2 separate regions of the Homo sapiens genome follow, and region 1 is linked to region 2. Evidence: read pairs that join two places in POLR2A ChIA-PET (ENCODE). Cell type or tissue: OCI-LY7. All regions are shown on one strand. Each heading gives the region's core, and the rest is flanking DNA. Links, peaks and the distances in the headings are about the cores only. Region 1 holds the start of LOC105370820 (a long non-coding RNA gene). Region 2 overlaps MYO5A (myosin VA).

Region 1 (15,617 bases), core at 10,217-12,716, 260 kb after region 2:
CTGGGAGTTCAGGGCGGAGAGTGGGAGGAGCGAATGTTGGTGAAGAGGGAGTAAACAGCCTGACACCAGGGCACTGGGGCAGGAAAGGCTGTGCAGGTGCTGACGAGGAGCAGGCCATGCCCTCCTGTTCTAGGTGCTGCGTGCCCTCCACCCTGTCTCTGTAGGGCTGATGGTGTGGGCACAGAAGCCATGTGAATGTCAGAGATGAACAGGAGCATGTCAGAGGTCCGGGAGTAAACCTTGAACCTGAGTTAGGAAAGGGTTTCCTCATCTCCACCCTTTTTATTACAGCACACTCCTCTTGGGTGGTTGTTTTGGCTTTTTTCCCCCCTAACTTCAAATAGAATTTCCCACAAGGGCATTTAAATTCTCAGGAATATAACCTGAAAATTATGTTTCTGAGACCATGTCATGTTTGGGTGAATAATTTTACATCCTCTTCCAAAAAGTCCATGAAAACTTTCAATGTAATATTTATAAACTGATTATCCTGTGCGCCTCCCCCGACATGGCAAACAGTGTTTTGTGAATAGCACCAACCTTTACCTATGCTTGTGACCTAAGACCCAGGGATGCTATCAAATGCTGTTTCTCCTTTTTGAGATTCTAACTTAACATGGACATAATCCCATTCCTCTTGAGAAGTAAATCACATTCGAGCAGCTTCTTTAGCGCATCTGCAAATGGCCTAAGATGGTAAGCACCAGAATTAAAGCCAATGCTTTTGGTTAATTGAAAATTGAGGTTATATAAAACGTGTTGGCTTCTAAATTAAAGCTTGAGCATTTCCCCCAGTATTTCCTGGCTGCCTTACAACGTTCTGAAGCAGTCATTTTGATTCAGAAACATTTGGCACTATGTTAGACAAACTATTAAACTGTTGGCTAAAAAAAAAAAGTAATTTGGAGAATTGCTATCGACGGTGCACCCCGAGGACTCCTTCTGGGGTGGGGCTCAGAGGTGAGGTAGAGCTCAAGGATGAGATATCAGCTTAGTGCAAATAGGGACATCACCATTTGAGGGGCTGCACTGCCATTCTCCCATTTTGATGGCCCCTGTGGCATATGGGTGTGTTGGGAATGTGGGGTTGTCATAGCCATGGAACGTCCTGCCCTTCGGCCTGCAGACTTTGTGTTTGCGACTCTTGTATTTCAGTGTTAACAGCTGCCTTTTTTGTACTTCCTCTTTCCCAGATAGAGACAGACACTTGATTATTTTCTTGGTTATCACAGATGAGTGGTTCTCAGCTTTGCTGCCACCTCACCCCCCAGACATTTGCCAATGTCTGGAAACAATTTGGGTTGTCACAACTGGAGCAGAGGTGCTACTGGCTTCTAGAGGGTAGAAGCCAGGGTTGCTGCTCAGAATCCTGCAATGCGTGGGACAGCCCCTCTCCACAGCAAAGAATTATCCAGCCCAAAGTAGCAATAGTGCCAAGACCGAGAAACCTTGTCACAAATGGATCATTTTCTTCCCAAAGGGTTTCTATTTATTTATTTATTTTTTTTTTTTTTTAATTTTTTTTTTTTTTTTTTTGAGACGGAGTCTCGCTCTGTCGCCCAGGCTGGAGTGCAGTGGCGGGATCTCGGCTCACTGCAAGCTCCACCTCCCGGGTTCACGCCATTCTCCTGCCTCAGCCTCCCAAGTAGCTGGGACTACAGGCGCCCGCCACTACGCCCGGCTAATTTTTTGTATTTTTAGTAGAGACGGGGTTTCACCGTTTTAGCCGGGATGGTCTTGATCTCCTGACCTCGTGATCCGCCCGCCTCGGCCTCCCAAAGTGCTGGGATTACAGGCGTGAGCCACCGCGCCCGGCCTCTATTTATTTTTAATAATATTCATTGTCTCAAAGCCAATATCTACTTTAATAAATAACAGACCAACAAAAGTACTATAAATGAAACTATTTATTGATAATTCCAATCTGACAAATTTGTGAGAATTATTATTTTGAAACCCCCTCATCTTTATTTCTTGTTTATAAAAAATGAGCTATACTCTCATTGTAAGTCCTGTTAATAATAAACATCACATGATTGTCCTGACATTCTCACTTTCTTAAACATAACATGAAACAATCAAGGCATTGATTTGGCAGACATATCTCAAAAAGCATTCTCTTTTTACAGAAAAAATGGACAACCTCACCAAGCAGCTCTTTGATGATGTACAAAAGGAAGAACGGCAAAGAATGTATGGAATCTAGTTTGCCTTAAAGCTACTTTCTTTCTTCTGTCTGTGCTGTTTTATATTTTCCATCTCAGTTTGCATATAGCAGACACAGATACAAGAAAGTGGGGTGTGACTGTTTTTAGGAAGTGAGATTAGAGATTTATGAGAGCTAAGTTCCACAATGTGTACTGTCAGATACTGAACACATTCTAGACTAGTCCATAAAGCTTCTGCTGGGTGGGTACAGTGGACCACCAGGAATTCTTTTCTTTTCTTTTCTTTTCCTTTCTTTCTTTCTCTTCTTTCTTTCTCTCCTTCCTTCCTTCTCTCCTTCCTTCCTTCTCTCCTTCCTTCCTTCTCTCCTTCCTTCCTTCTCTCCTTCCTTCCTTCTCTCCTTCCTTCTTTCTTTCTTCTTTCTTTCATTTTCTTTCTTTTCCTTCCTTCCTTCCTCCCTTCCTCCCTTCCTCCCTTCCTTCCCTTCCTTTCCTTCCTTTCCTTCCTCTCCTTTTCTTTCTTTTCTCTTTCTTTCTTTTCTTTTTTTTTTACTTTATTGCTAAGACAGTGCAAAATTCAGAGACTACCACCACCTTCAACTTCTACCAAATCCAAGAATTAAGATTCTTGCCTAGGAAATAAACCTCCCTCCTTTCCTTCCCCACCTATTGTCCTTGTTAGTTTGTCTTTTATCCCAAAAGATAAGGTAAGTAATGGACCTCACAGAAATTAAGGCAGGTGCCTGACCTTGTACTGTACCAGCCCACCTTTCCTATCTCAATAGCAAACCCTTTGCTAACCTCCAAGGACTCCAATCTGGGCTTCCCTTCTCTTAAGGAGTCAAAGGTTTTTAGATCTCAAAGTTGGGGTACATGGCAGGGTCCCGGAAAGAGATAGAACATGCTTGGCACATCTCTTTTGGGGGCTAGGAAGCTCAGGGCTGCCTGTGGTGGTAGGATACAAAACTTCCCCATGCAGTGAGCAGGACAGCCTGCGTCTGGGTGAGGAAGCAGGATTCTAAAGAGAGGAGGGAATATCACAGAATCGCTCCAGGAGTTAACAAATATATGAAGTGTTTCATGATCCTCCATCAGTTTTTAAATATGTCTAATTAACTCATTTACCTAGAAAAATATAATTGTCGATGAGTTTTTAATGTGAGGAGAAGAGCTCGGCTCTCGGCATCTGTCCACGTGCAGGGACCACTTGGGAGTGATCATTTCAAGCAGGGGTCTTGGAGAGCCAGGCTGAGGCCAGGTCATTTTGGGCTGTTTGCAATCCTAACTGGGTCAGGGCGAGGCAGGCCAGTGAAGGGATTAAAACTCTTCACCCTCTCTAGGCCCGTGTTCTGCCTCCTCATTAGCACTCATCTGTAGCTTGGTTTAGTCCCTGGTCAGCCAAGGGGGGAATTCCTGGCCCCTGTCAAAATTCTCAGGAGGCTCCAAGAGGCCTGCAGTCTGTGGGCACCCTCCTGACCAGCTCAGGCTGTGGGTCTAAGATTCTTTTTACATAAGACTTCTGGGCCAGGCGTACTGGCTCACACCTGTAATCCCAGCACTTTGGGAGGCCAAGGTGGGCAGATCACCTGAGGTCAGGAGTTTGAGACCAGGCTGGCCAACATGGTGAAACCCCGTATCTACTAAAAATACAAAAATTGGCTGGGCGTGGTGGCAGATGCCTGTAATCCCAGCTACTTGGGAGGCTGAGGCAGGAGAATCACTTGAAACCGGGAGGCGGAGGTTTCAATGAGCTGAGATTGCACCACCGCACTCCTGCCTGGGCGACAGAGTGAGACCCTGTCTCCAAAAAAAAAAAAAAAAAAGGAAGACTTCTGGCTGCCTTTTCCTTTTTCAAAGGCATTTTACTGGTCTCTTGGGAGCACTGCAGTTTTTTTTTAAAAAACCTGGAAACAAAGTTCGTTAATATCTGTAGAAAAAAGAGGTTATGTGCAGTGCTCACACCTGTAATCCCAGCACTTTGGGAGGCCAAGGCGGGCAGATCACCTGAGGTCAGGAGTTTGAGACCAGTCTGGCCAACATGGCAAAACCCCATCTCTACTAAAAATACAAACATTAGCTGGGTGTGGTGTTGGGCACCTTATAATCCCAGCTACTCGGGAGGCTGAGGCAGGAGAATCACTTGAACCCGGGGGGCGGAGGTTGCAGTGAGCTGAGATCATGCCACTGAAGTTCACTCCAGCCTGGGTAAAAGAGCAAAACTCCATCTCAAAAAAAAAAAAATCTATAAAAAAGAAATCAAACAAATTTATTAGGAATGTGGCTCTCTTTCTCAGAGTTTTTCCCTTTGTGCTATAAAAGCAAGTTTTAAAAGGAACTGAAATGACAGCTCAGCAGGTAGAATCATTTAGTAAACTCATAGAGCTCCTGGCACTGCTTCAAGGGCCCCTGTGGGCTGTGTTGGGCTTGTCTAGGTTATGTATCTCTTTTCAATTATTTTCTTAGTTAATCATCAAATTTTTAATTGAGCAACCTTCTAGAGCAGTTGGATTTACATGCACTTTTGGGCACGTGGATTTGCTGCCATTTATTCTAGAATTTTTGAAGGGCTAGACCCCTGGACATAGCAGATAGCTCTATTGTTTAGGATCAAACAAACCTCCAGCAGGATCCTTGGAACGAGGAAGGAGCCAGGACTTAGCAGAGCACGCCAAGGTATTCGCTGAAGGAAACTGGCCCTTCCAGGGGACTGCATGGAACCCGGGGGGTTGGGAATACAGTGCCCCAAAACCCAGTGTGTCTTTTAAGTTCAGCCTCCCTAGCCAGTGTGCCCTGTGCGTGATCACTGTAAAGCCACACCTTTCAAATCAGGAGGTGTAAGAAGTTGTCTTTAACCTAAGGGAAGAGGAAACAGTTTGCTAAAAATAAGGCCATTACCTGCTGGAACTGTCACAGTAGGTTCTAATTAACTTGTCTCCTCTTGTTGTTTTCAAAATGATGTATTCTAATTCAAAGTAAAGACTGTAGAGACAATTCTAAATTATTTTCTTCTTTTTTAGGGGGTGTTGTGGGGAGGGTCTCACTCTGTCACCCAGATTGAAGTGCAGTGGCACGATCTCAGCTCACTGCAGCCTGGACCTCCTGGGCTCAAGCGATTCATCCACCTCAGCCTCCTGGGTAGCTGGGACTACAGGCGTGCTCCACCACACCTGACTAATTTTTGTATTTTTAGTGGGGACGGGGTCTCTCTTGTTGCCCAGGCTAGTCTTGAACTCCTGGGCTCAAGGGATCCGCCTGCCTTGGCCTCCCAAAGTGCTGGGATTACAGGTTTCAGCCACCATGCTCAGCTCTAAATTATTTTCTTCTTTTGCTGCGTAGGCTTCTTGAAAAAAGTTTTGAACTGAAAACACAAGACTATGAGAAGCAGATTCAGTCTTTGAAAGAAGAAATTAAAGCTCTCAAGGATGAGAAGATGCAACTCCAACACCTGGTGGAGGGGGAGCACGTCACTTCTGATGGCTTGAAGGCGGAAGTGGCCCGCCTGAGCAAGCAGGTCAAGGTAGAGCGGCTCTCACGTTCAGCCCCGCCCTCTGGTTACGTCATTTGATTGCAATTCCAAGTTCCCACAGATTAGACAGCTAAAAGCATCTGTGTAAAGGCCACAGGCAACTGGAGCCTGATTCCTTCAGTCCTTCCAACTGTGCACCTCCAGGCTGCCTTTGATTTAGCAATCATTGTATTCCATATTTTAAAAGTCAACTTTCTAACTTTTTTGAAATTACATTTATGTAAAGTTATTTAAATATGTCGATGTAGAGAATACTCCCAAATTAGACTGTAAATTGAGGTGAATCCTTATTATATAATCCATCACTATAAATCTATAAACACCTGCATTAAAGTTAAGTTACCTTATTATCAAAATCTTTCATTTAAACTGTTATTAGAAAATTTACTAAAACAATTATCCAATGCACAGTGTGGTGAATGTAGTTAATAAGAGCATATTGTACATTCAAAATTGCTATGAGTAAATCTTAAATGTTCTCACCACAAAAAATGACAAGTATTTGAGGTGATAACATGTTAATCAGCTTGAATTATTCCACAATATATTCATAAATTATAACATCAATAAAGCTATAAATTTTCAATGGTAGAAATTTTTAAGTAAATTTTTATAAAGCTGAGAAGGAAAAATCACATAGAATTTTTAAAACTGCATAATGATATATAAAAATATTGTTACCTGCCGGGCACGGTGGCTCAGGCCTGTAATCCCAGCACTTTGGGAGGCCAAGGCAGGTGGATCATGAGGTCAGGGGTTCTAGACCAGCCTGACCAACATGGTGAAACCCTGTCTCTACTAAAAATACAAAAATTGGCTGGGCGTGGTGGCAGGTGCCTGTAATCCCAGCTACTCAGGAGGCTGAGGCAGGAGAATTGCTTGAACCTGGGAGGCGGAGGTTGCAGTGAGCCGAGATCGCGCCACTGCACTCCAGCCTGGGTGACAGACCGAGACTCCGTCTCAAAAAAAAAAAAAATTGTTACCTGTATCTATCATTAAAAATATATAAATATTCCTGGGCAATTTAATAAAATGCTCTAGAGAAAAATGAATGAATGGATGAAGTAATGATCCATGCTTGGACAATCAAGGCTTAAGTGAATTGTTTCCCTACCAGAAAAGTTAAACCTGAGTGTACCTACGTTCTTAAATGTAAGACATTTCATCATTAAGTTGGAAAGCTTTTAAGCTTCTACTAAATATGTGAAATACATATTAGTAGAGTATTTGTAGGATTATGGAAATAGTCTCTGTAATTGTCATGAACTAGCCATGCGTGGTTTAGAAGAGCTTTTGGAATTGCATCCGGGTGGCCACTGAATTCCACAACTGAAGTGTCTGTCTTTTCTGGGCCCCGTCCCCTATTGTTTAAAAGTAGGAGGTCAGACCACATGATCAGGAAGGGTCACTTTCATTCCTGTGACTGCTTCACTCTTAGCAGCCACATGAGCCTGATGTCAGTCAGTCTGTGGGAGTCCTGTCATCTGGCTGAGGTCTGAGGTCTGTATCTTAAATGTAGGAACTTGTGAGACTGCGCTTGCAGAGAGGTACCAGTAGGTGTCACTCACTTCCTCTTTGGTAGCTAAGACTGGTTCACTCTCCAATGTGATCCATTAAGATTACTTGGGGCTGGGCACGGTGGCTCAGGCCTGTAATCCCAGCACTTTGGGAGACTGAGGTGGGCGGATCACGAGGTCAGGAGATCAAGACCATCCTAGTTAACACGGTGAAACCCCATCTCTACTAGAAAAAAAAAAAAAAATTAGCCGGGCGAGGTAGCACACACCTGTAGTCCCAGCTACTCGGGAGGCTGAGGCAGGAGGGTCGCTTGAACCTGGGAGGTGGAGGTTGCAGTGAGCCGAGATTGCACCACTGAACTCCAGCCTGGGTGACAGAGTGAGACTCCGTCTCAACAAAAAAAAAAAAAAAAAAATTACTCTGGGTTTTTGTGTTTTGTTTTTTGGGTTTTTTTTGAGACAGAGTTTTGCTCTTGTCACCCAGGCTGGAGTGCAATGGCACCATCTTGGCTCACTGCAACCTGCCTCCCAGGTTCAAGCGATTCTCATGCCTCAGCCTCCCAGGTAGCTGGGATTACAGGCATCTGCCACCACACCTGGCTAATTTTTTTTTGTATTTTTAGTAGAGACAGGGTTTCACCATGTTGGCCAGGCTGGTCCTGAAGTCCTGACCTCAGGTGATCCACCCGCACTAGCCTCCCAAAGTGCTGAGATTACAGGCGTGAGCCACCGTGCCCAGCCTACTCTGGTTTTCAAAGAAAATAACTCATGATCATCAAGTTATATGTGTTATAGTCAGTCTTAAAAGCCTAAGTAAATGCAAATCTGACTTGGAACATTTACTGAAACATTACAAAGAAAAGCATGGCCTTCAGGATTTGGATAGTCCTGAGTCCCCCATAAACCTGGCATGTGACCCTGAACGTGCCAGTCAGCCTTCAGTTAAATGTAGCTGCTGTTTGCTAATTGAGAAAAGATCACTCTACTTACCTCATAGGCCTGTTAGGAGGATTAGGTCTTCTAGGTAAAGTGCTCAGCACATATCAGTTTGATTCTCCTGCTTACTCTCTGTAGAAACAGGGGCTGGAGCCCTTAAATACTCAGGGTAACTGAAAAAATATCAAGGAGAGTTTATTCACCTCTGCTGTCCCTGAAAGTCCTTATATCTCCCTCAGATACAAAGCAAAAGCACAGACCTGTGATTCTTATTCAAGCTGAGCTCACAAGGGAGAATAAAGGCAGAATACTGCCTCTTCCCCACAACCAGAGCTGCCCAGGCCACCTCCTTCCCAACAGCCAGCTAACTCCCAGACCTCCTGGACTCACCAGTCTCTGCCACTGCTCCACATCTAAGCTGAGCTGAAGCCAAAACCCACAGTTATGAAGGTGGCAACTTTGCCCATGTCCTTGCACTCAATATTTTATTATCCATTAAAAGAGAATTTTAGCCCGTGATTTTACCTTTCTCAGTCTTCCCCCTGTCCCACCCCACCCCAAGCTTATAGTAGGTATTTTTTTTTCTTTATGTAACAGGGAAGTTAATTTTTTTTTTTTTCGAGGTGGAGTTTTGCTCTTGTTCCCCAGGCTGGAGTGCAATGGTGCAGTCTCAGCTCACTAAAACCTCTGCCTCCCGGGTTCAAGCGATTCTCCTGCCTCAGCCTCCCAAGTAGCTAGGATTACAGGCGTCTGCCACCATGCCTGGCTAATTTTTGTATTTTTAGTAGAGATGGGATTTTACCATGTTGGTCAGGCTGGTCTCAAACTCCTGAACTCAGGTGATCCACCTGCCTCAGCCTCCCAAAGTGCTGGGATTACAGGTGTGAGCCACCATGCCTGGCCCAGGGAAGTTAATTCTACTGATACAACCCATTAGATCTGGCATTTTGAGTAGTTAAGCATGCTTCAAGGCCAAGCTGTGTAGGCAGTGATGGTTTAACAAGATTTTAGCTAAGAAAGAAACTGCAGTGAGGATGTCTTGCATAGACACGCAACGCTGTAATTGTGTTCCCTTTGTCTTATATAAAGCATAATCGTTGTTTTTTCTTTACCTGATTCCGTCATTGCTGTGATTCAGACAATCTCTGAGTTCGAAAAAGAGATAGAACTACTTCAGGCACAGAAGATAGATGTGGAGAAACATGTGCAGTCACAAAAACGGGAAATGAGAGGTAATAAAAATATGAGTCTCTTAGTCCATGGGTGCAGACTGAATTTATCATAGCTGTGTCGCTGCTAAGGAAACGTGTCCTTTGGTATGAATTTGGTTGGACATATGGTAGATTGCTTAGTTGATAGGTTGAATAGCTAGTTGGTTGAATACCTGGAAGATTGGTTAGTTGGTTGATTGGATAGCTGGTGAGTTATTTAGCTGGAGACTGTGAAGCTAGAAAACTGGGCCCTGGAAAGGGAATGGGAAAAGATAAATCATCCACAAATGTAATATATACAACTCTGCCTTTCCCTTTCAGAAAAGATGTCAGAGATCACCAAACAACTTCTCGAAAGCTATGACATTGAAGATGTAAGAAGCAGGTAATCATTTTTGCATTATCAAACATTTTAAGACATGTAAACATGTAAAACGTGACAGAGATGATAGATTTTCTTATCTTCCTTATTTTGCAGGCTCTCTGTGGAAGATCTGGAACATTTAAATGAGGATGGAGAACTTTGGTTTGCTTATGAAGGACTAAAGAAAGCAACACGGTTAGAAATTCTCCTCAGGGATCTTCTTTATTTTTCAGAGATAATAAATAGACTATTGGAAAGTCCAAAGTTTACCTTACATAGATTGATACACAAATTCCTTATAGTAGAATGACTGAATAACCACTAGAAATATTTCTCTGAGAAGTAAGTAAGTAGCTTATTCATGAAGAGCAATCTCTTTGTGGGATAAAATGCCTAGTAAAAAACCCCATAACCCATACAGTGAAAACTGATTATCAAATAAGTTAGTTAATGTTGCCAGAAATATGTAGATACATTTAAATTTAAGGCATGTGCTGCATTTATTTAAATTAATAAACTTTATTTTTCACAGCAGTTTTAGGTTCACATCAAAGTTGAGCAGAAATACAGAGAGTTCCCATATATCCCTGCCACCACACACACACAACCTCCCCCACTGTCAACTTCCCAAACCACAGTGATGTGTTTACTATGACTGGTGAACCAACACTGACACGCCACTGTCACCTCAAGTCTATAGTTTACATTAGAGTTCACTCTTGGTGTACATTCTGTAGGTTTTGACAAATGTATAATGACTCGTATCCACAACTGTAGTATCATACAGAACATGTTTTGTTTTGTTTTGTTTCTGAGATGGAGTCTCGCTCTGTTACCCAGGCTGGAGTGCAGTGGCAAGATCTTGGCTCACCGCAACCTCCACCTCCAGGTTTCAAGCGATTTGCGTGCCTCAGCCTCCCAAGTAGCTGGAACTACAGGCATGCGCTACCACACCTGGCTAATTTTTGTATTTTTAGTAGAGACGGGATTTCACCATGTTGTCTAGGCTGGTCTCAAACTCCTGACCTCAAGTGATCCGCCCACCTCGGCCTCCCAAAATCCTGGGATTACAGGTGTGAGCCACTGCGTCTGGCCAGTATTTTTTAAACTATTAAGAGTGTAAAAATATAATAACTTCTAAAATTTTCTTCATTGTTAACTACATATTAACCCCCACATAATGCTTCCTAACTAGCTAGAAGATTTTATAATTAGGCATTCCTGATTCTGTAGCCTGTAACCGTGAGTGCATAAGTAAACTTGATGTACTTCGTGCACGGCTCTTGTTGTGGGTCTTCATAACTGCCTCCCAGCAGTCCATAAAACAGAACAAAGGCCATGTGGTTTATTTCTTGACCCCTCCTTTAATAGTGTTTTGGAGAGCCATTTCCAGTCTCAGAAGGATTGCTATGAAAAGGAGATTGAAGCTTTGAACTTCAAAGTGGTGCATCTCAGTCAAGAAATCAACCACCTGCAGAAGTTATTCAGAGAAGAAAATGACATCAATGAAAGCATCCGTCATGAAGTTACCAGGCTAACATCAGAGAACATGGTATGGTCTCAGCCAGGGGCCCCAGTCGTGGCCATCATACTAGAGTTGTTCTTTGTCAGTGGCGTCAAATTCAGTTTCTTGGCAGTAAAAGAGTGGATATAAATTACTTTTTCCAGAAGTGAAATAACTTGGTCTGGTGATTAAACTATAAAATGACTGCAGACCAGAGAGCACTCTGATACAAGAGTGTGTGTGTTCACCACAGGATGGCTGCAGGCGCTGTGATTGTCTGTGTGTGCGCGTAAGTGTGTATGTTTTAAAGCCTGTATATTTAAATCAAGCCCTAACCCCTTGGAAAGTGACCACAAAATTGAAGGGTAGCTCTTGAGACAGGAGTGTGTCAGAAGGCCAGTCCTGCTCATGCCTGAAATCTCACCTTTTTTTTTTTTTTTTTTGAGATGAAGTCTCACTCTGTTGCCCAGGCTGGAGTGCAATGGCATGATCTCAGCTCACTGCAACCTCCGCCTCCCAGGTTCAAGCAATTCTCCTGCCTCAGCCTCCCGAGTAGCTGGGATTACAGGCGCCCACCATCACGGTCAGCTAATTTTGCATTTTTAGTAGAGACAGGGTTTCACTATGTGGGCAAGGCTAGTCTCGAACTCCTGACCTCGTGATCCGCCTGCCTCAGCCTCCCAAAGTGGCATAAGCCACCGTGCCCGGCCTTCAAATCTCACCTTTTCAAGGGCTTCCTCTTCCATGACGTGCATTCCTAGCCACTGCATTTGTCTCATTCTTTCTTCCAACTCATGCCTACTGGCCTGGAGAAATGCTTTAGGAATCTCCTCATTCAAAAAGCCATCTCTGTCTTAACCCCACACTGCTGTGGCCATCACCCATTTCTTTGGGGTCTTAGTCAGACTTACAAAGACCCTCTAGGCATACTTCCTCCGCACACCTCCCATTCACTGCCCACCACCCCATTCTGTCGTGTGTCCCCACCACTGGCTGACTCTGCCTGCACAGAGCTGAGCACTAAGGGTTCCTTTGCACCCTCATCTTACTCAGTGTCTCAGCAGCCTCTGGCGATGCTAATCTTGCCCTCTCTGCCTTGTTCTCTTGGCTTCCAGGACGCCCCGCTCTCCCAGCATTCTTGTCCCGCCTCACTGGCTGCTGCTCCCCTACTTCCTTACTACCCCCTCCTCTCCCTAAACTGAGAGTGTTAGGAAATCTCGGGGCTGTAGCAGCAGTTGAGGACCAGGGGTGGACACAGGGAACGGTAGTGGGGGACCTTTACATCTTTGTTTATTCCTTGGATGAAACTTTAATGAGGAATTTGCAGTGAGACCCAATTGCACATTCAAACAAGTACAGATGCTCCTCAGCTTACCATGGGGCTACGTCCCAATAAACCCATCGTATGCTGGAAGTATTGTATTGTAAGTTGAAAATGCATATAATACACCTGACCTACCAAGCATCGTAGCTTAGCCCAGCCTGCCTTAAACGTGCTCAGAATGCTTACATTAGCCTGTACTTGGGCAAAATCATCTAACACAAAGCCTATTTTTATAATAAAGTGTTGAATGTCTCATGTAACTTATCAAATACTATACTGAAAGTGAAACACAGAATGGTTGAATGGGTACTTGAAGTATGGTTTCTACTAAATGCATATCACTTTCACACCATCACAAACTCGAAAAATAGTAAGTTGAGCCATCGTAAATCAGGGGCTGTCTGTATTCTTCATTTAGACTTCAGAGGCCTGGATCTCAGCCACTCAGTTTTAAAATGAGCATGTTTATAAACTTGGGGAAGGAAAAAAAACCCTGTTTTAACCTAACTGGGGGTGGAGGCGATGGACATGTAAAGAAATATACAGATAGGGACAAAGGATTGAGAAACTTACCGGGTGATTCCAGACCTCCACTAACAGAGCAGTGCATGTCCTTGAATTCAAAAGTAGCAGTGGGACCCTTTGAGATGGCTTTTCCTGTTCCTAGATGAGGAGACGATGGCTCTGGGCTTGGACCAAAGACGCTGGCTGCCATTTCTTCACCTAATTCCTCCCTCAACTCAGCATAGGATTTCTATACATGTACACATCCTTCTCTCCCTGTCGTAGCTGTGTGAGAACTGCTTCCTCTGAGCATACTGGTGTTTCCTGAGACTATATAGGTTTTGAGGTTAAAAAAAAATGTTAATCCAGTCTAATGTCGTGGCTAGCTCTTTTACACAGCTATCTGTTCTGCAGGCTGAACACCAAGATAGTTCAGTTTGCTTCTAAGATTTTAAAGTTCATAGATAAAAGTATTTTATATTCTAATATTTCTAATTCTTCTCTAAAGATGATCCCAGACTTTAAACAGCAAATTTCAGAATTGGAGAAACAGAAGCAAGATCTTGAAATCCGCCTGAATGAACAAGCTGAGAAAATGAAAGGTAACTGAAACCCTCATTAACCTGCTTTTAGAAAACGGTTTCCTGTACCCCGGAAATGACATTGAAATGTCCTTGTACTCAGGGCTTTTAAACTCTGGTTCTCTAGGGGGCTGGGCAGGTAACAAATGTGAGAAGGGGGCTAGTTGAAAGATATGGGAAGGTATGTAGGACATTTAAAGGAGGTGCAGGCTGAGTGCAGTGGCTTACACCTATAATCCCAGCACTTTGGGAAGCGGTGATGGGTGGATCATTTAAGGCCAGGAGTTCGAGTTTGAGACCAGTCTGGGCAATATGATGAAACCTCATCTCTACAAAAAAAATTTTTTTTTTTTTTTTTGAGACTGAGTTTCGCCCTTGCCCAGGCTAGAATGCAATGGTGCGATTTCGGCTCACTGGAGCCTCCGCCTCCCGGGTTCAAGTGATTCTCCTGCCACAGCCTCCTGAGTATATCAAATTACAGGCACCCACCACCACACCCAGCTAATTTTTTTTTTTTTGTATTTTTAGTAGAGATGGGGTTTCGCCATGTTGGCCAGGTTGGTCTTGAGCTCCTGGCCTCAGGTGATCCACCTACCTTGGCTTCCCGATGTTCTGGGATTACAGCCGTGAGCTACTGAACCCAGCCCAAAAATTTTTTTAAAATAAGTCAGGCTTGGCAGTATGCGCCTGTAGTCCCAGCTATGTGGGAGACTGAAGTGGAAGGATTACTTGAGCCCGGGAGGTGATGGCTGAAGTGAGCCGTGGTTGTGCCACTGCATTCCAGCCTGGGTGACAGAGTGAGATCCTGTCTCTGAAAAAACATACAAAAAAATAAACAGGCTGCTGCCTCCAAGCTCCACTGATTGTTGCCCAGTGGGAATGTGGGCCCAGTATTGCTAGAGATTCCTATTTTTAAAGAAAACCCAGGAATCCAGATTTTTATGTGGAATATTTATGTGGAACAATTTTTAAATGATGGTTTAAAAATGTTTAAACATTGTTCAGACCAAATAAAAGTTAATCTCTGTCTGGATACAGTTTAAGACAAGCTTGTTCAAGCCGCAGCCTATAGGCCACATGCAGCCCATGACAGCTTTCAGGGAGGCCCAATACAAATTCGTAAACTTTCTTAAAACATGAGATTTTTTTGCAGTTTTGTTTTTCAGCTCATCAGCTATTGTTAGTGTTAGTGTATTTTATATGTGGCCCAAGACAATTCTTCTTCCAATATGGGCCAGAGAAGCCAAAAGATCGGACACCCCTAGTTTAGGACCTCTAAAAATTGAAAATAATACCAAACCCAAATCAGAATGCAGTGATATGTGCCCCCCCAAAGTACTGACAGTTCTTCTCATTATAGGAAAACTAGAAGAATTGTCTAATCAGTTACATCGCAGTCAAGAGGAGGAAGGAACACAAAGAAAGTAAGTGTAAATATGTGTGTACCTCAAGTTCATGCTCGTGTAATGCTTTTCTGAAACTGTAGAATATACCAAGATGTGTTACTAATGCCAAAAAGCAAGATGCTAATTAATATATATGACATATTGCCATTCTGATGGGAAGGAAAGAAATATGTGTATGTACAACACACTCAGCAGCAGCAGCATCTCTGGGAGATTGTTAAGGAACAAAACATTGGTTGCCTCCAGGCAGTTGGTTGCCTTCAGGCTTGGTGACTGATACACAGAGGAGGGGAGGACACGTACTTTTCACTGTATGCGTACACTTTTGTACCCTTGAAATGCTATACCATGCACTTGAATTATCTGTTCAAACAACAGATAAGAGTGTGTGAGAGAGGACGGTTTCTATTAGCAGACTATTTAGGGTAAGAATTAAAAGCCCATGTTGATGGAAAATCTTCATTGCTAATCCCCCCAAATTTCCATCACGAGACCAATAAAGGGCCTCGTGCCCTGGCAGAGCCTTGTGGGGAGAATGTTCTGTTTTGTTGCCAACTTGTTGAGACACTTATTTTTCCA
Region 2 (15,617 bases), core at 4,374-6,873:
CTTGCCTCGGCCTCCCAAAGTGTTGCGATTATAGTTGTGAGCCACCATACCCGGCCCTTATTTTTAATTTTTTTTTAATTTTTGGGACAGGGTCTGCTCTGTTGCCCAGGCTGGAGTTCAGTGGTGTGATCATGGCTCACTGCAGTCTTGACCTCCTGTCCTCAAGCAATCCTCCCACCTCAGCCCCCTGAGTAGCTGGAACTACGGGTGTGTGTCATCATGTGCAGCTAACTTTTTTATTTTTTGTAGAAACAAGGTTTCCCTATGTTGCCCAGGCTGGTCTCGAACTCCTGGACTCATGCGATCCTCCCACCCTGGCCTCCCAGAGTGTTGGCATTACAAGAGTGAGCTGCTGCTTCGGCCCTAGTACCCATTTTAGCACAGTGTTCCATACATCCCCCAGGAAATAATTTTGTGTCGTATGACCTATTTCTCCTCTTTGAAAGCTTCCAAATTTTTAGTATCAACGTAAAACTTGTATCACAGAGTCTTCTAAAAAGATATTTAAGAAGCATTTGTACATAACACAAATACTCATTCTTTTCTTAAGAAAGCCCATATCCCTTATGCTGACATTTCTAGCTCTGAGTGTTTCCTTCACCCGTGTGCCTATGACATGGGTGTGTCCTCGTGGGAATCTTCTATAGAGCCTCAGTTGTAAGCCTTTGATGATTCCAGTGGGCATGATGTGGTCAGGCAGGTGTACACCCTTGGCCTTTAGAATTGGCCGCACTCCTCTTTGCCTTTAGTGAAGCAACAAAGGAGAAAGTGTAATACTGCTCTCCTTTGTAACATAGTCTTTCTTTTTCTCTGCCTGTGTGTTATTTCCTTTCCTTTATTTCTCCTCTTTTTAAAGACTTTTACCTTAGTGACAACAATATTAAAACAAAAAATCCCCAAGAGTCTCTTGTTTTCAACTGGAAAAGTCTGATTTCTAGAATTTATTAATAAGTCTAATCTCTTTTAAAATGGGAAGAAAATAAAACTACTCATTTAAAAACACAGCCTCTCTGAGAAGGTAACATTTGAGCTGAGGTTTGAATAAGGAAGATACAGTGTAGTGGAGAGAGAATGAAAGTCGGGGCCAGACATTCTTTGGTCAAATCCTGGCTCCACCACTTAACTAGACATGTCATCTTGACCAAGCTACTTTGACTCACTCAACCTGAGTTTTTTCATCTGTAAAACTGAGGTAATAATGCTCAGCGATAGGGCTATTAGGATTAAAATGGACGTGGCTCTTTGACCTCCTTTTGACATGGATCAGGAAGAGACGCCTGGACATGGCAAACAGAGAACAGGCTCTGCTCTCATCCTCCTTGTTTCACCATCCCCCACCCCCAGCTTAACGCAGAACCTCGCTTGTAAGAGGGACTTGGTAAATACGTGTTGAATTGGAATTTGATTTGAAAATGAATAGGAAAAGTATAGAAGAGGAATGTGATTTAAACAGTTCATAAAAATGAAAACGTTTACTATGGAAATGTGGGTTTCAGAACTGTGCCCTCATGACTGCTTGTTTACGGTGATAATTAGCAACTTAAAATAATTTTGTGTTGATGCTTAATGCCAGGCTCTTGAAATCCTAAGATTCGCCTAAAGGATTTACTATAGTGTTTTCAAAGAAGCAACATTTTGAACTGACAAATACGTTTGTGTGTTGTTAGAAGAAAAATTTGAGAAATTTAATTATTTAGCATATTACTATCATGCTAAAAAATCTTTATTCTTGTCGTTTCTGTTCAAGTTATTGAGGCTTTTTCTACCAAAAGTGTATGTTTATGTTATTATCTTTTTTAACAGTCTATGTAAAACCCACTCCTTTCTGGCTATGATGTGAAAAATTACATTAGCATAGTAGAAACTATATTATCCATACAAGAGGTTACTTAATCTTTTTTTTAAAAGGGTAAATATTATGCTGATTCATGTTTTTATTTCATTTTAATAACATTCATCTAGTACTACCTAGAGTAAGGATTTCTAAAAAGAGACCTTGTTATTCTAGAATTCAGTATCTCATGATCTAATCAGAGGTCTCGTGCAGAGATCAACTGACTTAGGCTACTTAACTCATGTGACGGAAAACTTGAACTCTCTAGGATTCTAATTGTCCCCTTAATTCCAATAGTATTTGAGAATATATACTACTTTGTTCAAATTCAATACCCTAAAACATTTTTTGTCATTAGAAGTGATTAATCACCTGACAGTCTTGTTTTTTTTTTTTTTTTTTTTACATAGTGAATTCTTTATTCTCTTTTAAAGATTTGTGTTCTGTCATTTACAGATCTTTAGTAGAGAAGGATAATTTAAGGGATTAAGAAGTTAGTTGAAAATTGTTTAGAAATGAAAATCATTTGTAATGACTTACATACTTCCTAGCTATTGAAAGTTCTGTAATTATTAACTCTGCCTTACTGTTTTTTGTAATTATTCAAAAGAACAGACAGTTTACTTAAAAAGACAACATTGAGGCTGGGTGCGGTGGCTTACACCTGTAATCCCAGCACTTTGGGAGGCCAGGGCGGGCGGATCACCTGTGGTCAGGAGTTCAAGACCAGCCTGGCCAACATGGTGAAACCCCATCGCTACTAAAAATACAAAAAAATTCATCCAGGAGCAGCGAAAAATTGTATTTCTTTGTATTTTCAGTAGAGACGGGGTTTCACCATGTTGGCCAGGCTGGTGGCAAGCGTGGTGGTGGGTGCCTGCAATCCCAGCTACTCGGAGACTAAGGCAGGAGAATTGCTTGAACCTGGGAGGTAGAGGTTGCAGTGAGCCGAGATCATGCCACTGCACTCCAGCCTGGGGGACAGAGCGAGACTCTGTCTCAAAAACAAACAAACAAACATTGAAATCAGAAAACATTTGGGGGAATAAGGAAATACCTGCAATTTTTGATTCTTTCTACCAAGTTGTTTTGTTAATTCAGGAACATATATGGCATTTCATATAATGATCACTTTGAAATACTTGTATCTGCAAAATCCTGTGAAGAGTGAAACAGAAGTCAGGATTAAAGTTAGTGTTGATTTCATCTTCTGTCCTTTTTCTGGTAATAAAAAGGATTAGGAGGGCAAAATACTTTTGTCTTTAATATCTACTCTATCCTCCCTGGCTACTGGAACAGATCCACATTCTTATTTTCTAAAAACAAAAAGGAAGGGTGTGTGTATGTGTATTTTCTACCATAGCTACCTAACTAGCCAGGGCTTCTTGTGTTCTAGTTCCTTGCATTCTAATTCACATATATTTTCAGGAAAATGTAATGCATACCTGTAATACGTTCAACTTGCTACAATTATCATAGAATACTTTTGGTTCTGCTCTTATAGTCATTTAGTGATTGATCTAATCACTTTAATCTTTCTTAACATGAGGATCCTAAGATTAGTTACTTTTCCTGGCCTACTTGATCATGTGTCAGAGCTCAACAATTCCAGTGCCCCCTAACAAATGTTAGTGGTCTCTCTAGTTCTGACTGACTTCCCAGGGATACTTCTAGAGCCCCAGCTACCAGATGCTTCCTGACTGGGAGGTGGACGGCTTGCAGTTGCTTTAGGAAGGGATTGGCACTGCCAGAAGCAAGGCTTTTGGTCAGAATGATTCATTTCCACAGTGTGACATTAGCTGTATAGAGCAGACTGTTTTTCTAAATCGTTGTGTTATAATAATAGAAGTTCAGGAACCACAATTAGGGCTGTCATAAGGGTGTGGACATAGCCATAAGCTAAGGAAGAAGTTCATCTAGTCTGGGGATGGACCTTCGCATTCTTGCCAGGATATCTTTTAACATAACATTTGCTCAATTAAAATACCTTAATCCATAGAATGTTGGGGAGTGGGACATGTTTTTCCAAATTATGGATTGGAATGGATGGGGAAGGAAAACTGAGTGCTGAGAATGGGTTTTTTAGAAATTTCTAGGCGTGTCCTTGCACCCATAGTTTTTTGTTGTTGTTGTTGTTTTTAAATATATTGCTGAGTCTCTACTGCCTCCCAGATGTCACTTTTTCTCTTCCCTACTCCTGAAATTTCTAAGGCATTGCTACCATCAGTGTATCATAAATTAATTCACAGTGCTTGCCATACTCACGGTCCCTTCAAAGGGTAACTGTACCCCTCACTCTCCCTGTTGACCTGGGGCCCCTGCTAAGAAACCAAATGATCCAGCCAAGCTGATTGGACAAGGGGAGGCCCTGACCTGAAAATGGCTCACTCGTAAGGGCCTTTTGATGTGGCCTGGTCTCAAAAGGGCAGTCTAAACAGAAGTAGCAATGTTTAAGTGAGCCATTTAGGTGTCCTGTTTTGGGGATTTCTGTAACAAGTATGGAAAAGATAAACCAGAGGAGTGGTGTAGACACATTGACAGTTCTGACCCCATTAGCAGTGGTGTACCAGAAAAGCCACCAATTCCTACTCATGGGCTTCCAGGGCCTGCCTTGGAACCAACACTTTGCTTCGGTTTTTTCCTCTATGTGACTTAGCTCTTCTCTGGTTCCTTATCCTGTTGTTTCCTCTGTATTCATATGTGTGCCCTGCTCATCCTTCACCTGAGTGAGCTTGAGTATCAGTCCATTGCAATGATAGAAGCCTAATCACAGGAGACCTTAGAAACCTGGAAGAGCCACGGGCAGGTTGGTAGTCCAGGGGCATCAGGGGATAGAGTCACTATTTAGGGCCAAGAAATTAGGAATCTGGGCCTCAGGCTCCTTGCCTTGAGCTGCCGCAACTCCTCTACTAATGGACCGGATTCACTTAAAAAAATTTTTTTAAAGCCATTTTAGGTTCACAGCAAAATTAAGCAGATTGCCCTCCTCCACAGTCTTACCTTTTATTAAAAAAAAAAATTATGAACAGGAAATTAATGTTAGGGATATCAAATGGAATAAATTTCACCTTGTTGAGTTGTTTTTGATGTGTGATGAAAGTTTTTAGAATTTATAGCCAGTACTTATGGTGTCTGTATTGCTTCTGTTTTTGTAAAATTATTGGAAATCTACTCTGGCCCAGGATTCCTGTGTGTTTCAATATGTTCAACATGGAGTTGTTAGAGTATGGATCATGTTGACTCCTCTTTTTCCCAGCTCTGGCTATCCTCTTCCCTCTTCAGCAGCAGCAAAGGGCCCAAGCCCACTCACAAAAAACAACTACCAGGAATATGAGTTCTATTCCCTTCTGGATCAGGGTTTCTTCCACATGATGCCATGAAGAAGGTCAGGTAGAGTCACAGATACTTGGTTTATTTATGTTAAACGAAAAAAAGAGATGGCCTATAGGAGAAAAGAGATGGTTGCTATATCCAGGAAGTTCTCAAGCTCACAGACCCCGTGCATGCCTCTTTCATCTTTCTCCGTATGATCTTTGCCTGTGTCTGTGCAGATACCACTCTAGCTCTTCTCTCTCTTGTGGTCACAAGAATATAAAAACTGCCTAGCCACTTCCTCTTTATTATGCCTGAGTCTCCAGTTATCATGCTGAGTGAGCCAAGTTCTTGCTGACTGAATCATGTTCTTATAATTCTACTGATGTAGAATAATACTGATTATATCCTGTTTCTACTAACAAAATGGACATACAAAATTTGTCCAACATGCATAACCACATACTTATACCTTTTCCTTCATGAAAGCTCTAGCCAATTCTTTCATCAAGTATTTACTGAGTACTACTATGTTCCAGTCCTTTTATGATCTGAGCCCTGGGAATCTCTCTGGCCTCTCATTTCTTGCTACAGTGATTCTAAACTACTTGTTATTCCTCATGTGTATTTTATCCTGTTCCACATCTTTATGTCTTCATTCATGTCTGGAACATGAATTTGTTCATTTGCTTGGTTAACTCCTATTTGTCCTTCTAGCCCAAATCCATGTCCCCCTCCTTTAGGAAGTTACCATGTACTCTATTTTTCTTTGCACAAGTTGGGTGAGGTTTGCAAACTCCACTGGGCTCCCATGGCACCTTGTACATTCCTCCATCACAGAACTTTGTGTGTCATATTGACAGTGTCTGTGTGTGTCCATCTCATCAGCAGAACTTTGAGGGAAGGGAAAACATCTTACCCATTTTTGTTTCTGCAATTCTTAGAACAGTGTATGAAATAGAATATACACATACTAAATACTTGTGGAACCAAACAGAATTAGTTAGGGTATAAAGTAAAATAGAAAATCTTATAGAATCTCTAGGCAATCTTTGTTTGCATTAAAATCTGTTTTTCATTCCTAGAGACCATTTGCTTAGATCTTCAGCAAGGACATACCTAGCATCTGTTGCAGCAATGTGTCAATCATGAGTTACAGGCACACCATCTGTTTTTTACTGCACCGGTGCTGACTGGGATTTTGGCAATGCAGATAAATGTGCTTGCACCTAATAATGCTAGTTCTAACCTCCAAAGTCAGGCAGTAGACATGATTATGAAGACTCATAATACCTACATATAGTGTGGTCCAGTGCACTACCAAATGCCATGGCTCTAGCAAAGAATCTGGTATCTTAGATGGGTAGGCATAAGGGAACCCAACCATGAATCCAGCTGCAAGTGCAATGCTGTATCCCAGGACTAGACCTGTGCCTGTTGGTACTCAGTAAGTACTTGTTAAATGAATGACTGCATTTGGGTAAATGGATTTAGCTATATGTAAGGAAGCTATGGTTTGGCACTTTGTAGCACTGTAGATTTTGACTGTGCTGGAGGCATGGCTAAGGACTGAAGCTAGGGGAGATAATGCTAAGGAAGAATTTTCTCATGCGACTCCTCCTTATACCACACTCTCCAATGATAACTAGCACTGCCAAGGAAAAGAGAATGTGGGAAACCAAGTTGTGTTACAATGAAATGGAATTTTAGTTGAGTCCTGATTTTGCTTTCCTCTTGCCATTTGTGCAGCTGTGCAACTTTTTTCAGATCCATTATGTTTGCTTCTGAAGGGAGAGGGGAGCCAGAGAGGGCCTCAAGGATCGGGGATCAGGACATCCTTGGTCTGGTGTGGGCTCTGGTCTGAGCCAGCTTTGTTCTTGGAGCTCTAGTTTTCTTGGAAATGGGGTGTTTGGACCAGATCATCTTTAAGCCCTCTTCTGATTCTGAGATTTTACATTCGCTAAACAATTGTAAGATTTGAAATAGTTACGGGTTTTCCTAAATTCTGCAGGTGTTTCCTGGATGAGTTAAAAGCTGACTGTAAATAGATCAAATTGTAGATGGTGTAGTTAAGTTTCTTTGCGTTTTAGCTAGAGACTTTGTAGATGTTTGCCAGTCAAGTTTCTATCGCAATTAGTATTTAGTTCTTATTTCTTCCTTCACATATGAAAAATCAAGTAGACATGTTGTAGAAAATTAAGGGAACTGATTTCTTTTTAGTTTTATTGAGGTATAATTGACAAAAATTGTATATATTCAAGGTATACGATGTGATGCTAGGTGGGGATGTAGGGTTTGGGAGAGAGGAGACAGCATTGCTTAGATCAGTCACGTTCAGAGACCTCTTTACATAATCTTTACTTCCATCACAGGTGCAGATAGGTGGCTTCAGTTCATATCTCTTCAGGAATACACACACAAACTGGTGGAGAAGAGCAAAGGCATGCTGAGCTGGAGCCCAGAGCAAGGCCAGACTCACTGTCCAGCTCTTTTCTCCTTTACTCAGAGAGGTCTAAGAGAGGTGTGGCTCTTTCATGATTGGGCAGAATGATAAATGTTCAGATGCCATGGACTTTCAGTATGGTTCACAAAGAGTGGAAACCACAAATGATAATCTGTGAATTCCAAGCTACTGTATTATATGGATATATGAATATAGTTTATGAATATATATTAAACAAAAATAGGATCATACAATGATGATGTTTTACAGCTTGCTCTTTCTCAATTAACAGTATCTTTCCATGTCAGCACATACAGACCTAACTTTTTTTTAAGTATTCCATTATATAGATATACCACAACCTCTAAACTATGCAGTTGACCTGTGAACAACCTGGATTTGAACTGCATGGGTCCACTTACACATGGATTTTTAAAAATAAATATATTGGAAAATTTTTTGAGATTTGCAACAATTTGAAAAAATTCTCAGATGAACTATGTAGCCTAGAAATATCGAAAAAAATAAGAAAAAGTTATGTCATGAATACATAAAGTATACGTAAATACTAGTCTATTTTATCATTTACTACCATAAAATACACATAAATCTATTATAAAAAGTTAAAATTGGCTGGGCGCAGTGGCTCACTCCTGTAATACCAGCACTTTGGGAGGCTGAGGAGGGCAGGTCACTGGAGGTCAGGCATTCGAGACCAGCCTGGCTAAGATGGTAAAACTCTATCTCTACTAAAAGTACAAAAATTAGCCAGGTAATTCCAGCTACTCAGGAGGCTGAGGCAGGAGAATTGCTTGAACCCAGGGGGCAGAGGTTACAGTGAGCTGAGATCACGCCACTGCACTCCAGCCTGGGTGACAGAGCGAGACTCCATCTTAAAAAAAAAAAAGTTAAAATTTATAAAAACTTACACAGACATAGACTGCACATGGCACTGTTCACAGTTGAGAGAAATGTAAACAAATATAAAGACATAACCACACAAAATTAACTGCAGTACACATAGTACTACAGTTTTACTGTAGTAATTCTGTAGCCATGTTGTGTTGCTGTTGCTTGAGTGAGCTAAAAAGGTTGTGAGTATTCCCTTAAAATGTGTGACACTAACCATCCCCGTGTGAACAGTTTGTCTCTCCAGTACATTGCATATCACAGCAAAAAGTGATCTCACGCTTCTCACGTATTTTTCATTGTGTTTAGTGCAATACAGTAAACCTGACAACTTAAGGCAAAAGGCAGATGAAGGATCTTAAGCTGAAGAACTTAATGCCAGCAAAGGATAGTTTGATAATTTTAGAAAGAGGTTCACTCTTTTAAAAATGTCTGGAGAGGGGAAGGTTCCAAAATGGCTGAATAGGAACAGCTCCAGCCTATAGCTCCCAGCATGAGCGACGCAGAAGACGAGTGATTTCTGCATTTCCAACTGAGGTACCGGGTTCATCTCACTGGGGCTTGTCGGACAGTGGGTGCAGGACAGTGGGTACAGCCCACGGAGCATGAGCTGAAGCAGGGTGAGGCATCGCCTCACCCAGGAAGCACAAGGGGTCGGGGAATTCCCTTTCCTAGCCAAGGGAAGCTGTGAGAGATGGCACCTGGAAAATTGGGTCACTCCCACCCTAATACTGCACTTTTCCAACGTTCTTAGCAAACTGCACACCACGAGATTATATCCCGCGCCTGGCTCGGAGGGTCCCACACCCATAGAGCCTTGCTCACTGCTAGCACAGCAGTCTGAGATTGAACTGCAAGGTGGCAGCGAGGCTGGGGGAGGGGTGCCCGCCATTGCGGAGGCTTGAGTAGGTAAACAAAGCAGCTGGGAAGCTCGAACTGGGTGGAGCCCACCGCAGCTCAAGGAGGCCTGCCTGCCACTGTAGACTCCACCTCTGGGGGCAGGGCATAGCTGAACAAAAGGCAGCAGAAACTTCTGCAGACTTAAACGTCCCTGTGTGACAGCTTTCAAGAGAGTAGTGGTTCTCCCAGCATGGAGTTTGAGATCTGAGAACAGACAGACTGCCTCCTCAAGTGGGTCCCTGACCCCTGAGTAGCCTAACTGGGAGGCACCTCACAGTTGGGGCTGACTCACACCTCATACGGCCGGGTGCACCTCTGAGACGAAGCTTCCAGAGGAATGATCAGGCAGCAACATTAGCCGTTCTGGAATATTTGCAGTTCTGCAGCCTCCACTGGTGATACCCAGGCAAACAGGGTCTGGAGTGGACCTCCAGCAAACTTCCAACAGACCTGCAGCTGAGGGTCCTGACTGTTAGAAGGAAAACTAACAAACAGAAAGGACATCCACACCAAAATCCCATCTGTACGTCACCATCACTAAAGACCAAAGGTAGATAAAACCACAAAGATGGGGAGAAATCAGAGCAGAAAAGCTGAAAATTCAAAAAATCAGAGCGCCTCTTCTCCTCCAAAGGAACACAAAGGAACGCAGCTCCTTGCCAGCAATGGAACAAAGGTGGACGGAGAATGACTTTGACGAGTTGAGAGAAGAAGGCTTCGGAAGATCAGTAATAACAAACTTCTCCAAGCTAAAGGAGGATGTTCAAACCCATCGCAAAGAAGCCAAGAACCTTAAAAAAAGATTGGACGAATGGCTAACTAGAGTAAACAGCGTAGAGAAGACCTTAAATTACCTGATGGAGCTGAAAACCATGGCACAAGAACTACGTGACGCATGCACAAGCTTCAGTAGCCAATTTGATCAACTGGAAGAAAGGATATGAGTGATTGAAGATCAAATGAATGAAATGAAGCAAGAAGAGAAGTTTAGAGAAAAAAGAGTAAAAAGAAATGACAAAGCCTCCAAGAAATATGGGACTATGTGAAAAGACCAAATCTACATCTGATTGGCGTACCTGAAAGTGACGGGGAAAATGGAACCAAGTTGGAAAACACTCTTCAGGTTATTATCCAGGAGAACTTCCCCAACCTAGCAAGGCAGGCCAACATTCAAATTCAGGAAATACAGAGAACACCACAAAGATACTCCTTGAGAAGAACAACCCCAAGACACATAATTGTCAGATTCACCAAAGTTGAAATGAAGGAAAAAATGTTAAGGGCAGCCAGAGAGAAAGGTCCGGTTACCCACAAAGGGAAGCCCATCAGACTAACTGCAGATCTCTCGGCAGAAACTCTACAAGCCAGAAGAGAGTGGGGACCAATATTCAACAATCTTAAAGAAAAGAATTTTCAAGCTAGAATTTCATATCCAGCCAAACTAAGCTTCATAAGTGAAGGAGAAATAAAATCCTTTACAGACAAGCAAATGCTGAGAGATTTTGTCACCACCAGGCCTGCCTTACAAGAGCTCCTGAAGGAAGCATTAAACATGGAAAGGAACAACCAGTACCAGCCACTGCAAAAACATGCCAAATTGTAAAGACCATCGATGCTAGGAAGAAACTGCATCAACTAACGAGCAAAATAACCAGCTAACATCATAATGACAGGATCAAATTCACCCATAAGAATATTAACCTTAAATGTAAATGGGCTAAATGCTCCAATTAAAAGACACAGACTGGCAAATTTGATAAAGAGTCAAGACCCATCAGTGTGCTGTATTCAGGAGACCCATCTCACGTGCAGAGACACACATAGGCTCAAAATAAAGGGATGGAGGAAGATCTACCAAGCAAATGGAAAACAAAAAAAAAGGCAGGGGTTGCAATCCTAGTCTCTGATAAGACAGACTTTAAACCAACAAAGATCAGAAGAGACAAAGAAGGCCATTACATAATGATAAAGGGCTGAATTCAACGAGAAGAGCTAACTATCCTAAATATATATGCACCCAATACAGGAGCACCCAGATTCAAAAAGCAAGTCCTTAGAGACCTACAAAGAGACTTAGACTCCCACACAATAATACTGAGAGACTTTAACACCCCACTGTCAATATTAGACAGATCCACAAGACAGAAAGTTAATAAGGATATATCCAGGACTTGAACTCAGCTCTGCACCAAGTGTACCTAATAGACATCTACAGAACTCTCCACCCCAAATCAACAGAATATACATTCTTCTCAGCACCACATTGCACTTATTCCAAAATTGACCACATAGTTGGAAGTAAAGCACTCCTCAGCAAATGTAAAAGAATAGAAATTATAACAAACTGCCTCTCAGACCACAGTGCAATCAAACTAGAACTCAGGATTAAGAAACTCACTCAAAACCACACAACTACATGGAAACTGAACAACCTGCTCCTGAATGACTACTGAGTACATAACAAAATGAATGCAGAAATAAAGATGTTCTTTGAAACCAATGAGAACAAAGACACAACATACCAGAATCTCTGGGACACATTCAAAGCAGTGTGTAGAGGGAAATTTATAGCACTAAATGCCCACAAGAGAAACCAGGAAAGATCTAAAATTGACACCCTAACATCACAATTAAAAGAACTAGAGAAACAAGAGCAAACACATTCAAAAGCTAGCAGAAGGCAAGAAATAACTAAGTTCAGAGCAGAACTGAAGGAGATAGAGACACAAAAAACCCTTCAAAAAATCAATGAATCCAGGACCTGGTTTTTTGAAAAGGTCAACAAAATTGATAGACTGCTAGCAAGACTACTAAAGAAGAAAAGAGAGAAGAATCAAATAGATGCAATAAAAAATGATAAAGGGGATATCACCACTGATCTCACAGAGATACAAACTACCATCAGAGAATACTGTAAACACCTCTACACAAGTAAACTAGAAAATCTAGAAGAAATGGATAAATTCCTGGACACATACACCCTCCCAAGACTAAACCAGGAAGAAGCTGAATCCCTGAATAGACCAATAACAGGCTCTGAAATTGAGGCAATAATTAATAGCCTACCAACCAAAAAAAGTCCAGGACCAGACGGATTCACAGCCGAGTTCTACCAGAGGTACAAAGAGGAGCTGGTACCATTCCTTCTGAAACTATTCCAATCAATAGAAAAAGAGGGAATCCTCCCTAACTCATTTTATGAGGCCAGCATCATCCTGATACCAAAGCCTGGCAGAGACACAACAAAAAAAGAATTTTAGGCCAATATCCCTGATGAACATCGATGCAAAAATCCTCAATAAAATACTGGCAAACTGAATCCAGCAGCACATCAAAAAGCTTATCCACCATGATCAAGCGGACCTCATCCCTGGGATGCAAGGCTGGTTCAACATACTCAAATCAATAAATGTAATCCATCATAAAAACAGAACCAAAGACGAAAACCACATGATTATCTCAATAGATGCAGAAAAGGCCTTTGACAAAATTCAACAGCCCTTCATGCTAAAAACCCTCAATAAATTAGGTATTGATGGGATGTATCTCAAAATAATAAGAGCTATTTATGACAGTCCCACAGCCAATATCATACTGAATGGGCAAAAACTGGAAGCATTCCCTTTGAAAACTGGCACAAGACAGGGATGCCCTCTCTCACCACTCCTATTCAACATAGTGTTGGAAGTTCTGGCCAGGGCAATTAGGCAGGAGAAAGAAAGAAAGGGTATTCAATTAGGAAAAGAGGAAGTCAAATTGTCCCTGTTTGCAGATGACATGATTGTATATTTAGAAAACCCCATTGTCTCAGCCCCAAATCTCCTTAAGCTGATAAGCAACTTCAGCAGTCTCAGGATACAAAATCCGTGTGCAAAAATCACAAGCATTCTTACACATCAATAACAGACAAACAGAGAGCCAAATCATGAGTGAACTCCCATTCACAATTGCTTCAAAGAGAATAAAATACCTAGGAATCCAACTTACAAGGGACATGAAGGACCTCTTCAAGGAGAACTACAAACCACTGCTCAATGAAATAGAAGAGGACACAAACATGGAAGAACATTCCATGCTCATGGATAGGAAGAATCAATATCGTGAAAATGGCCATACTGCCCAAGGTAATTTATAGATTCAATGCCATCCCCATCAAGCTACCAATGACTTTCTTCACAGAATTGGAAAAAACTACTTTAAAGTTCATATGGAACCACAGAAGAGCCCACATTGCCAAGACAATCCTACGCCAAAAGAACAAAGCTGGAGGCATCACACTACCTGACTTCAAACTATACTACAAGGCTACAGTAACCAAAACAGCATGGTACTGGTACCAAAACAGAGATATAGACCAATGGAACAGAATAGAGCCCTCAGAAATAATACACATCTACAACTATCTGATCTTTGACAAACCTGACAAAAACAAGAAATGGGGAAAGGATTCCTTGTTTAATTAATGGTGCTGGGAAAACTGGGTAGCCATATGTAGAAAGCTGAAACTGGATCCCTTCCTTACACCTTATACGAAAATTAATTCACGATGGATTAAAGACTTAAATGTAAGACCTAAAACCATAAAAACCCTGGAAGAAAACCTAGGCAATACCATTCAGGACATAGGCATGGGCAAGGACTTCACGTCTAAAACACCAAAAGCAATGGCAACAAAAGCCAAAATTGACAAATGGGATCTAATTAAACTAAAGAGCTTCTGCACAGCAAAAGAAACTACTATCAGAGTGAACAGGCAACCTACAGAATGGGAGAAAATTTTTGCAACCTGTCCATCTGACAAAGGGCCAATATCCAGAATCTACAAAGAACTTAAACAAATTTACAAGAAAAAATCAAACAGCCCCATCAAAAACTGGGCGAAGGATATGAACAGACACTTCTCAAAAAGAAGACATTTATGCAGCCAACAGACACATGAAAAAATGCTCATCATCACTGACCATCAGAGAAATGCAAATCAAAACCACAATGAGATACCATCTCACACCAGTTAGAATGGCGATCATTAAAAAGTCAGGAAACAACAGGTGCCGGAGAGAATGTGGAGAAATAGGAACACTTTTACACTGCTGGTGGGACTATAAACTAGTTCAACCATTGTGGAAGACAGTGTGGCAATTCCTCAAGGATCTAGAACTAGAAATACCATTTGACCCAGCCATCCCATTACTGGGTATATACCCAAAGGATTATAAGTCATGCTGCTATAAAGACACATGTACACGTATGTTTATTGAGGTACTATTCACAATAGCAAAGACTTGGAACCAACCCAAATGTCCAACAATGATAGACTGGATTAAGAAAATGTGGCACATGTATACCATGGAATACTACGTAGCCATAAAAAAGGATGAGTTCATGTCCTTCGTAAGGTCATCAGTGAAGCTGGAAACCATCATTCTGAGCAAACTATCGCAAGGACAGAAAACCAAACACTGCATGTTCTCACTCATAGGTGGGAACTGAACAATGAGAACACAGGGACACAGGATGGGGTACATCACACCGGGGCCTGTTGTGCGGTGGGGGGATGGGGGAGGGATAGCATTAGGAGATATACCTAATGTAAATGACAAGTTAATGGGTGCAGCACACCAACATGGCACATGTATACATATGTAACAAACCTGCACGTTGTGCACATGTACCCTAGAACTTAAAGTATAATAAAAAAAAATGAAAAAAATGTCTGGATAGGGCCAGTCGCGATGGCTCAAGCCTGTAATCCCAGCACTTTAGGAGACCGAGGTGGGCCGATCACGAGGTCAGGCGATCGAGACCATCCTGGCTAACACGGTGAAACCCTGTCTCTACTAAAAGTACAAAAAAATTAGCCGGGCGTGGTGGCTGGTCCCTGTAGTCCCAGCTACTTGGGCGGCTGAGGCAGAAGAATGGTGTGAACCTGGGAGGCGGAGCTTGCAGTGAGCCGAGATCCTGCCACTGCACTCCAGCCTGGGCAACAAGAGCGAGACTCCATCTCAAAAAAAAAAAAAAATGTCAGGATAACAGGAGAAGACGCTTCTGCCGACCAAGAGGCAGCAGAGGAGTTGCCAGATGCCATTAAGAAAATCACTGAGGACCAGAAACAGTGGCTCATGCCTGTAATCCTAGCACTTTAAGAGGCCGAGGCAGGAGGATTCCTTGAGCCTGGGAGTTTGAGACCAGCCTGGGCAACATAGGGAGACACTGACTCTA

What was found. Peaks named below come from ENCODE experiments on the same cell type or tissue, not always from the same donor. Only the 100,000 strongest peaks of a DNase experiment are listed, where the experiment ranks them.
Region 1: POLR2A ChIA-PET joins it to region 2 with 6 read pairs; 2 of 35 experiments call an interaction of 5 or more read pairs at or near these places.

What each region holds. Positions count from the first base shown.
Region 1 is chr15:52,219,198-52,234,814 of GRCh38, reverse strand. It overlaps MYO5C (myosin VC), which reads left to right. Exons shown (of 41, transcript NM_018728.4): 24 at 2,130-2,193; 25 at 5,502-5,682; 26 at 9,283-9,376; 27 at 9,677-9,740; 28 at 9,834-9,914; 29 at 11,091-11,271; 30 at 13,560-13,653; 31 at 14,993-15,056. It overlaps LOC105370820 (a long non-coding RNA gene), which reads right to left and starts at 13,655. Exons shown (of 4, transcript XR_007064638.1): 1 at 13,121-13,655; 2 at 9,257-9,606; 3 at 8,199-8,317. RefSeq lists a silencer at 5,619-5,793. In OCI-LY7, for the core only: no CTCF peak of the experiment used is centred there; DNase peaks (open chromatin) are centred at 11,204, 11,484, 11,974 and 12,284; H3K4me3 peaks cover 2,500 bases; H3K27ac peaks cover 2,500 bases.
Region 2 is chr15:52,471,881-52,487,497 of GRCh38, reverse strand. All of the region lies in intron 1 of MYO5A (myosin VA), which reads left to right. Among named protein-coding and RNA genes, the nearest start is that of MYO5A, 49 kb to the left of the region's middle. RefSeq lists enhancers at 5,509-5,658, 8,875-9,374, 9,375-9,876 and a silencer at 4,797-6,065. In OCI-LY7, for the core only: no CTCF peak of the experiment used is centred there; DNase peaks (open chromatin) are centred at 5,397 and 6,307; H3K4me3 peaks cover 2,279 bases; H3K27ac peaks cover 2,500 bases.